2 separate regions of the Homo sapiens genome follow, and region 1 is linked to region 2. Evidence: read pairs that join two places in POLR2A ChIA-PET (ENCODE). Cell type or tissue: PC-9. All regions are shown on one strand. Each heading gives the region's core, and the rest is flanking DNA. Links, peaks and the distances in the headings are about the cores only.

Evidence for each region. ChIA-PET counts read pairs that join two places held together with the same protein. Peaks named below come from ENCODE experiments on the same cell type or tissue, not always from the same donor. Only the 100,000 strongest peaks of a DNase experiment are listed, where the experiment ranks them.
Region 1: POLR2A ChIA-PET joins it to region 2 with 5 read pairs; 2 of 35 experiments call an interaction of 5 or more read pairs at or near these places.

Annotation. Positions count from the first base shown.
Region 1 is chrX:134,856,182-134,861,640 of GRCh38, forward strand. It overlaps a transcript of PABIR3 not described here. Among named protein-coding and RNA genes, the nearest start is that of PABIR3, 52 kb to the left of the region's middle. In PC-9, for the core only: no CTCF peak of the experiment used is centred there; no DNase peak of the experiment used is centred there.
Region 2 is chrX:134,510,037-134,515,495 of GRCh38, forward strand. No RefSeq gene overlaps it. Among named protein-coding and RNA genes, the nearest start is that of MIR450B, 27 kb to the right of the region's middle. In PC-9, for the core only: no CTCF peak of the experiment used is centred there; DNase peaks (open chromatin) are centred at 2,725 and 3,255; H3K27ac peaks cover 955 bases.

The sequences.
Region 1 (5,459 bases), core at 133-5,132, 350 kb after region 2:
TCAGTTATTTTTTTTTTTTTTTTGAGACGGAGTCTCGCTCTATTGCCAGGCTGGAGTGCAGTGGCATGATCTCGGCTCACTGCAACCTCCGCCTCCCAGGTTCAAGCAATTCTCCTGCCTCAACCTCCCGAGTAGCTGGGATTACAGGCGCATGCCACCATGCCCGGCTAATTTTTGTATTTTTAGTGGAGGTGGGGTTTCGCCATGTTGCCCAGGCTGGTCTCGAACTCCTGGCCTCAGGTGATCCACCCACCTCGGCCTCCCAAAGTGCTGGGATCACAGGCAATGAGCCACCCCACCCAGCCCTATTCAGTTAGTTTTTATTCAGTTAGTTGATTTAGCTGTACACTAGGATACCACAACTCACTGTAATATGCTCAGACTCAGGGATTCCATAGTTGGTTCTCCATTCTGTTACCTTTTGAGCTTGTGTATTGGGAGGATCCATTTCTAAAATGATTTTCCATTTATTGTTGATTTTAAGACCAAAATGATTGTAACTTTTACTTGCTATTCTGTGTTTGATTTTTTTAAATTATGGTAAGGCGGCCGGGCACAGTGGCTCACACCTGTAATCCCAGCACTTTGGGAGGCCGAAGTGGGTGAGTCATCTGATGTCAAGAGTTCGAGACCAGCCTGGCCAACATGGCGAAATCCTGTCTCTACTAAAAATACAAGATACTAGCTGAGCGTGGTGGCAGGCACCTGTAATCCCAGCTACTCAGGAGGCTTAGGCAGGAGAATCGCTGGAACCCGGCAGGCGGAGGTTGCAGTGAGCCGAGATCACGCCACTGCACTCTAGCCTGGGCGACAGAGTGAGACTCCGTCTCAAAGAAAAAAAAAATTATGGTAAGGCTATATTTTGTCTTCCTAAACATGCTGAAGAATTATCATATCAGTTTTCTATAGTGAAGGACATGCATTAGTTTCCCAGGGCTGCCATAACAAAGCATCAAAAACTGGGTGGCTTAAACAATGGAAATTTATTGTTTCACAGTTCTGGAGGCTACCAGCCTAAGATCAAGGAGTCACCTGGGTTGGTTGCCTCCGGAAGCTCTGAGGGAGAATCCATTCCTTGCCTCTCTCCTTGCTTTTGGTGGTTGCTGGCAATCCTTGGCTTACGGATACATCACTCCAATCTCTGCCTCAGAGAGAATCCTGTGATTCTCTCTGTGTCCTGTGTCGTCATATGGCCTTATAAAGATAACCAGTCATTGGATTTAAGGCCCACCCTAATCCAATATGACCTCATCTTAATTCGATTATATCTGCAAAGACCCTGTTTCCAGATAAGGTCAAATTCACAGGTCCTGGGGGTTAGAATTTCAAGATACCTTTTTGAGGACACAATTTAACACACAATGGTATAATTTTAGAATTTTGATTTTGCTTGTTTCATCTTTCCTAAATTAGTTTTTTAAAATTGTCTCTCCTATAACTCGTCTTAAAAATGTGAGAACAAGAGGTGACTATAAAGCATCATTATTAAACCTTAGATATGTGTTCAATCAAGTATTCCTATTTTACTTATAATCTTATAAAAGAGCAGTGCTCCAAATTTACCCTAATGATTCACTGATATTCAACATGAAAACTCACTGTAGTAATGAGTTGGGTCCTCAGATCAGGAAAATATATATATGGTTTTTAAAATTTATAATTACTAAATCAACCAATAACATTTATAATTTTAAATATATTCAATAAATATCTAATGAATACTTTCTGTGTACAAGAAACTGTACTAAAACTTTTATGATATATGAGGATGAGTGAGATACCTTATCTGTCTTCAAGTAGGATAACTAAATACAAAAATAATGATACAAGATAGTCTATCATAACATGACTATAGATACACATAAGAAAAGACACTTTTACTGTAAAAATAGGATATAAAGATAATACTGAGATCATGTAATCTTAGTATTCAGGGATTTTAGAAGTCTTTGAATCTACCTCTCAATGCAGAAATCCTTTTAAGAATTCCAGACAGGTTATTTTTTAGCCTTAGTTTGAAATCTTGTAAGAATGAATGGACTCTGTCACAAGACAGTTCATTGTATTGTTGGACAGCTCTAATATTTAGAAGTCTCTAACATTAAAAGGGGGGACGAGTGTAGAGTTTGTATTTAGGTGGCCTGTTTCATTGGCTCTTTAGAATTGAGACAAATCAAATGAGCTATTAAAAGCACATGAGTTAAGGTTCTAATTCTGCATTAATCTTTGTCCCTACTCCTGGAATTATTAGTACTCCCACTACAGGATATATTTAATCTCATCTCCTAAATGAATTTTGAAAATTCACCTAGAAGCAGCTATATATAAATATCCAAGATGAAAATGCATGTATGATACTTAGGTATCTGTGGGGAAAACTAATTACAATTTGCCTGAAGTGTTTTTAAATATTTTAGATCTTAAAAGTCGAGCTTGAAAAATCTATCATATAGGTAGACTTCACTGTTGGATAGTTACAATTGTGCATTTAGAAAAGGTCAGGGAACCATAAGTACCCCAGCAAATACGTAACTTCGTTTTCCTGAAATTCCGTAATGTCTCGCAGATTTCTTACAATGTAGTTCTTAACCCAAGGGTAAACAAGATTGATTTCCACAAGTGTCTATAACGTATAGGTGGAGAGAATCATACATCATATAGGAATCCCGGAAACTTGCTCAACCCCCTTACTAAAGGGAGACTTGATGACCATGGTCTCTCAGAAGAAATGCATTAAATGAATACAGTCATTAACTAAATCCTATAAGTTGTCCAACAGCTACATATGTGCAGTTGGAGATTTCTGTGGCTTTACTGACAGCAAAGTAAATCAGTAACATAAATGCTCATGTCAGCCTTTTGGGAGAGTGACCAAACTACATTATTAGTAAGTATAGGAGTCAGGAGATCTGACTTGTAGCTCCAGTTCTGCCACTAGCTATGTGGGTCTTTGGGCAGGTCACTTCACTGCTCTGGGCTTCAGGAATCCAATATGTAAAACAGATCAGACTAGTTATTTATAAGGTCCCTTCTGCCTCTAAAAATTTTATGGATTCTCTGAAAACATCTGCCTTCATCTTTGCTAGTATGACAGTAAAAGTCATGGTGGCATTTAAAATATTTAGGAAATTAGAGAGCTTTATACCTAATATTTTTATTCTTTCTGGCAACAAGAAACTCATTTTACTTAGCTTCATCAATAGTTTCCTCTCTTTTCTGAATTATGAATGATTTATGATGAAATATGGAAAGCTAATTTCCCCCTGGTTTCTTGTTTTGTGTGAATAAATGATCCTCTCAGGATTTCCATATTAATAACAAGTTCCCCCTGACACAGCACTCACCATAAAATTTTCATTGTACTGTAACAACAACTTGAGACAAAACAAAGATACGCTTGGTATGTTTGTTTCAGAGAAGCAAGAGAGACATGGCCAAAAGCTACATCAACTATAAAAACATCATCCCAATACAAATTCAGAAGTGCTCAATTCACACTAAAAAGCAGACTACCAGTAAAAGAGCTTTTTCTTTTTCCTTGATAATTATTATATGGCAATAAGAAAAGCCTTCTGACGTTAAGTTGGTACGTTAAGTTGGTTTATTTCTTGGCATGGCTCTTGTGCTTGGTAACTCTGCATTGAACACCAACAAAAACAGACAAACTTGAAAGTTGCAAGTAGCTGGCTTGTGACTTTGTTCTGAGAAAGGAAATACTTTAAAATTACATTATCCAGCAGAGGAACCTAATTATACTTTCCATTTCTAGTCTCCCTCTTCTGAGAGGAAGGGTTTAGTTTGCTTCCTTAACTCGACTTACATTAAACTCTATAAGAGTGGGGTCTTTGGAAAGGATGGTACTGAGGCCAGCATGGTAGGGCTGTGAAGGAAGAAGGAAGTTCAGCTAAAACTTCAAATTTTTTTTTTTTTTAACAGAGTCTAGCTGTGTCACCCAGGCTGGAGTGCAGTGGTGTGGTTTCAGTTCACTGCAGCTTCCACCTCCCAGTTCAAGCGATTCTTGTGCTTCAGTCTTCTGAGTGGGACTACAGACGCATGCCACCATGCTCATTTATTCTTTTGTATTTTTAGTAGAGACAGGGTTTCTCCATGTTAGCTAGGCTGGTTTCAAACTCCTGGCCTCAAGTGATCTGCCTGCCTTGGCCTCCCAAAGTACTGGAATTACAGGCGGGAGCCACCGCACCTGGACCCTTCAACTTGATTTGGAATACACCCATGCCACATTGATTAGCAGAAATTTTTAAAATTTTAAATAATATACAAGGCTGTTGAGAGTGGGGAAAGTGGTGTTTGAATTTACTGTGGTGGAGTCCTATTGTCCTTTAATGAGGAAGTTTGGTAGTGTGTATCAAAAGCCTTCAAAAAGTGCATCTCTTTGGGGATAGCAATTATAGGAATTTTTCTTAGGGAAAAATACGGGATAGGTTGAAAAAGATATTTATTGTAATGTTATTTGTAAATGTGAAAAAATCAATTATGAAAAAAAACTTACTGTCTTCAACAAGTGGTGCTGGGGCAACTGAGTAGTCACATGTAAAATAATGAAATTGGGCCATGAAAAGGAATGAAGTCTTGACACATGTTGCAACATGCATGAAGCACGAAACATTATCCTAAGTGAAATAAGTCTGACACAAACAGGATAAATATTATTTCACTTATATGAAATATTTAGAATAGACAAATTCATAAGGACAAAAAATAGATTACAGGTTACCAGGGACTAGAGGGAGGGAGGAATGGGGAGTTATTAACGGGTACAGAGTTTCTGTTTGGGGTGATAAAAAAAGGTTTGGGCTGGGCACAGTGGCTCACGCCTATAATCCCAGCACTTTGGGAGGCTGAGGCGGGCGGATCACAAGGTCAGGAGTTGGAGACCAGCCTGGCCAATATGGTGAAACCCTTTCTCTATTAAAAATACAAAAATTAGCCGGGTGTGGTGGTGGGTGCCTGTAGTCCCAGCTACTCAAGAGGCTGAGGCAGGAGAATCGCTTGAACCCAGGAGGTGAAGGTTGCAGTGAGCCGAGATGGCGCCACTGCACTCCAGCCTGGGAGACAGAGCGAGAACCTGTTTCAAAAAAAAAAAGGAAATAGTAGTGATGGCTGCACAACATTGTGAATGTAATTAAGGCTACTGAATTGTATACCTAAGCATGGTTAAAATAGTAAGTTTTATGTTAAAAAACCAACAACTAATGTGTAGTTACACTAAGATCAGTTAAATTCGCATTTCTCAGGGTGCTTTTTATTAGGTTGGTGCAAAAGTAGTTGCGGTTTTTGCCTTTAAAAGTAAAGGTTTGCTCTCTACTAAAAATACAAAAATAATTAGCCGGGCGCAGTGGCAGGTGCCTGTAGTCCCAGCTACTAGGGAGGCTGAGGCAGGAGAATGGGGTGAACCCAGGAGGCGGAGCTTGCAGTGAGCCGAGATAGCGCCATTGCCC
Region 2 (5,459 bases), core at 235-5,234:
TCATACTTGTGAAGGAATAATAGTTTAGAAATAAACTGAACTTTAAAAGATACCATTTTGAAAAATAATATACAGCCATCAAAAATTATATTTATGGGAACTATGCAATAATATTAAACTCTATCATCTGTTGACTGCCTCCTATATTCCAGAAACTTTACATACACCAATTCTAATCCTTACAAGAACGCTGTGTAGGCTTTAGCATTAGATGGACCAGGTTTCACCAACTGTATGGTCTTGGATAAGTACCCAACCTCCTGTCCCTAAGTTTCCTCACCTGTGAAAACACGGTTTCTACCAGCTTTCAAATAAGATGATCAATATAAGGCACTTGGAACAGAACCTGACACATCATAAGCACTCTATAAATGTCTATTATCACCAAATAATTCCAGGTGCCTTGAAAATTTAAATGAAAAACAAAATCAAACCATGACAATACTAGAAGCAAATTTAGGTGAACACTTTTCTAATCCGGGGGTGGGCGGGGGCTGGGGGGAGGCAGGGAGAAGACCTTTTTTTTTTCTTTTTGAGATGGAGTCTTGCTCTGTCCCCAAGCTGGAGTGCAGAGGCGTGATCTCAGCTCACTGCAACCTCTGCCTCCTGGATTCAAGTGATTCTCCTGCCTCAGCCTCCCGAGTAGCTGGGACTATACAGGTGCACACCACCACGGCCAGCTAATTTTTGTATTTTTAGTAGAGATGGGGTTTACACCCTGTTAGCCAGGATGGTCTCAATTTCTTGACCTCGTGATCCCATCCGCGTTGGCCTTCCAAAGTGCTGGGATTACCAGCATGAGCCACCGTGCCCGGCTGGGAGAAGACCTTTCTAAGCATGATACCAAAGGCAGAGACAATAAAGGCAAAGAATTGACAGAATTCACTATCCGATAAAAATCACTTCTGTGGCCGGGCGCGGTGGCTCACACCTGTAATCCCAGCACTGGGAAGCCGAGGTGGGCGGATTGCTTGAGGCCAGGAGTTCAAGACCAGCCTGGCCAACATGGCAAACCTCCTGTCTCTACTAAAAATACAAAAAATTAGCTAGGCATGGTGGCATGCCTGTAGTCCCAGCTACTCAGGAAGCTGAGGCATGAGAATCACTTGAACCTGGGAGGTAGAGGTTGCAGTGAGCCAAGATCATGCCACTGCACTCCAACCTGGGTGACAAAGTGAGACTCTGTCTCAAAAAAAATAACAATTAAAATAAAATCACTTCTGAATGGTGGAAAGCACCACAAAGTTAGAGGTCAAGCAATAATTTGGAGAAAAGAATTAGTAATTTGTTGGACAGACAAAAGACTTTTTTAATATAACAAAAACTTTAAAAATTAAAAAAATACACATTCGAGGACATTTTCCTAAAAACACAGGCAAAGGACATAAACAGCAAAGCAAGAAGACAGCTTGATGTGGCCATTTTATCCAGGGGGACATTTTGGTGAGCCCTATGGACACAGCTGCCATGATGCCAACAATGTGACAGCTGTCCCCTTCAAAATGCGTTAGCCCCAGCTCTTCCTCTCCCCCAACCTCCAGTCCAAAGGACTTGCACTTTCTACTTTACTCCTTTCTGCATTGTTTAATTTTCTTTTACAAATATGTTACTTGTCATCAGAAAAAATAAAGAAATAAATAAACTGTTAGAGTGTTAGCCCCTTAAAGGGGAGCAAGAATCACCTTTCTAAAAGAAAGTTTATGTTAAATATAATATTAGCATATGTGAATCCTGAGAGAAAAGTTAACAGTTTAGTTGAGTTATTTCCTCTGTAGTCTGGAGCTAAAAATAGGGAATCTTATTCTGTCCTAAATCTTTTCCTTCCTCCACCCAGTGTCTGTCTGGATCGAATTCATTCATTCACTCAGTAGGCACTCACTCAGCCAGGCATGGTGCTAGGCCTCAGGACCTCGCTGTGAACCAGAAACTGTCCCTACCCCCATGGTGCAGGCATTCTGCTTGGGAGTTGGAGGAGGAACAGGTAAAAAATAATTAAATATTCAGGTTAACGATATATTGTCAGGTTTGAGGATTGAGGAAAGGGCGCAGAGAGTGGCAAGGGCTGCTGTTTTAGATACAGTGGCCAGGAGGCCTCCGATGAGGTGACCTTTGAGGAGAGACATGCAGGAGATGAGGGGACAGTGAAGAGGATTTCTAAGAACACTCCAGGCAGACAGAACAGCGACAGCCAAGGCCCTGAAGTGGGTAGGGGCCTGGTGTGTGTGAGGAACCTCAGGATTGCCATCATGGCTGGAGCAGAGACATGAAGCAAGAAGGCCATGGAGATGAGGGCAGGGAGATCCCGGAGTGGGGAGATCAGATGGGGCTCTGTGTATCATGCAAAGGACTTTGCATTCTGTTCCAAGAGCTGGGAAGGTTGACATAATTAGGAAAAAAGCCCAGAAAAGCAGAGGTATCCATTTTTCATGGTAAAGATGATAATTTCAATTAAAACACGATTCCTGGATATATGTAATTTGTAGGCCAAATGGTGCCCAATCCCTACCTCCCTCACCCCCTCACTTCCCTATCCCTAAAACCTGTACCTCAACTCCCGTTCGTAAGTGATGGGAGTTAGGAATAGAGAAATCTCCCGGTTGGGTTTTCTGAGCAAAGAGGTAACATAGCAGCTCTGTTATTTCTTTCACGTCTCCAAGGGAACCATGACTCACCCTTAGCTATCCCCCGGGAATGTGGCCCTCAGAGTGTTCTTTTACTGATTCGTGATTTTGTTATGTACACCTGGAGTGATGGAACATACCATACCAGCTTGTCAGGGTTGCTTTGTGCAAAGATCGATGACGTGTGTGAACCCGGATCCATGCTTGGGGTCCTGAGTTTCAGGTGCCATGGCCAGTTGCTAGCAGGTTGTATGTGTGTGACCAGCCCCTATGTGAGTCTCTCAGACCCTGAAACTCCAAACAGGCTTCCCTGGGCAGAGACATTCTGTCCATGCTCTGTGGCTTGCTGCTCGAGAGGGATAGATCACATCCTGTGTGGCTTCTTCTTAAATGAAGAAGGACATTGGAAGCCTGTGCTGGGCTTCTCTGGACCCCCCGATGTATATGTATGTATATTAAAGAGAGACCAGGGTCTCACTCTGTTGGCCAGGCTGGTCTTGAACTGCTAGCCTCAAGAAATCCTCCCGCTTTGGCCTCCCAAAGTGCTGGGATTACAGGCATGAGTCACCATGCCTGATGTATATATTTTTCCAGCTCCCTTCTTTTCTGTATCATTTGCTATTACTACCTCTTAGCTATTAGTATAAACTGATCTTGAGTTGTGTAAATCTTTCTGGTGATTCACTGTGATGGGATGATTGTGTCCTCTCAAAATTCCTATGTTGGAGTCCTGACCCATGGTACCTCAGAAAGTGACTGTATTTGAAGATAGGTCTTTAAAGAGGTCATTGTAAATTAATTAATAAGGTCATTAGGGTGGACTCTAATCCGATATGACTGGTATCCTTATAAGAAAAGGAAATTAGCACACAGACACACAATCAGAGGGAGAAGACAGCCAGTCATCTACAAGCCGAGGAGACAGACCTCAGAAGAAACCAACCCTGCCTGCACCTTGATCTTGGACTTCTAGTCGCCAGAACTGTGAGAAAACAAATCTCATGTTTAAGCCAGAACCTAGCACGTGGTACTTGTTAAGGCATCCCTAGAAAACTAATACACTCACTGAATGAGGCAGGTAGCTGTTTCTTTTATTTTTTGAGACAGAGTCTCACTTTGTCTCCAAGGCCAGAGTGCAGTGGAGCGATCACAGCTCACTGCAGCCCCTGCCTTCCAGGCTCAAGCCATCCTCCCACCTCAGCTTCTCAAGTAGCTGGGACTACAGGCATGCACCACCACGCCCAGCTAATTTTTGTATTTTTTTTTTTTTTTTGTAGAGACGGGGTTCACCGTGTTGCCTAGGCTGGTCTCAAACCCCTGAGCTCAAGCAATCTGCCCTCCTTGGCCTCCCAAAGTGTTGGATTTACAGGCGTGAGCCACTGTGCCTGGATATGGTAACTTTTTCATATGCTATTTGCTTGATGATTATTTTTCTGTTTCTGATATAATGCTTTTTATTAGAGAGTTATCTGTTTGTTTTTATTTTTTAATGTTTGAATTTAAAAAATTAGTATAATTTGCATAATTGAAAAATTATATTTGAATAATTGAAATATATTTGTATAACCTTAAATTTAAAAACTATGATAGCGTATACAGTGAAATTTTCCTCTCATCCCTTTTTTCCATTTAACCAGTGCACTTCCCAACAGCCAACAGATAATTTTAGTTTCCTCACTCCCTGAGCTATTTTATGTATATGCAAGTAGATATGTACATACATATTTCTGCCTTGTAACACAAATAGTAGCATACTATACAACTGCTCTGCTTCTTCCTTTTTTTAGCTAAGAATATTAAAAGAGTGAAAAAGATGTACGCTAACAAAAATCAAAAGAAAACTAGAGTGACATTATAAGAACTGATGATGTAGATTTCAGAGCAATGATTACTGCTAGGAAAAAAGGGTCATTTTACATTGATCAAAGAGGTCAACTCATCAGGAAGACATAATAATCCTAAACACTTATGTACTTAACAGAGCATCAAAATACATGAAGCATAAATGAAAGAACCGTGGGAGAAAGTAGACAAATTAATGACTGTAGTTGAAGATTTCAGTATCCCTCTATGAAAATCAGGGTAGTACAAGTACACAGAAAATTGGTAAAGATATATGACTTGAACAACATTATCAACCAAATTGACCTCATTTACATTTGTGGAATGTTCCAACTAAGAACGTCAGAAAACATACTCTTTTCAAGTGCACATGGAACATTTACCAAGATAGACAATATTTTGGGTCACCGCAAGTCTCAACACATTGAAAGGATTCAGATCATATAAAGTATGCTCCATGACCATGATGGAATTGAATTAGAAACCAATAATGTATCTCTGGAAAATACACAAATATTTGGAAATTAATATGCCTTCTAAAAAATTTATGCATCAAGAAGAAATCAAAAGGGATATTTGAAAGTACTATGAACTGATGGCCAGGCATGGTGGCTCACGCCTGTAATCCCAGCACTTTGGGAGGCCGAGAAAGATGGATGAAGTCAGGAGTTCAAGACCAGCCTGGGCAACATGGCAGAACCCCGTCTCTACTAAAAATACAAAAAATTAGCCGGGCGTGGTGGTGGGCGCCTGTAATCCCAGCTACTCAGGAGGCTGAGGCATGAGAATCGCTTGAAGCTGGGAGGTGGAGGTTGCAGTGAGCCAAGATCACGCCACTGCACTCCAGCCTGGGCAACAAGAGTGAAACTCGGACAAAGAAAGAAAGAAAAGAAAGAGAGAGAGAAGGAAGGAAGGAAGGAAGGAAGGAAGGAAGGAGGGAGGGAGGGAAGGAGGGAAGGAAGGAAGGAAGGAAAGAAGGAAGGAGGGAGGGAGGGA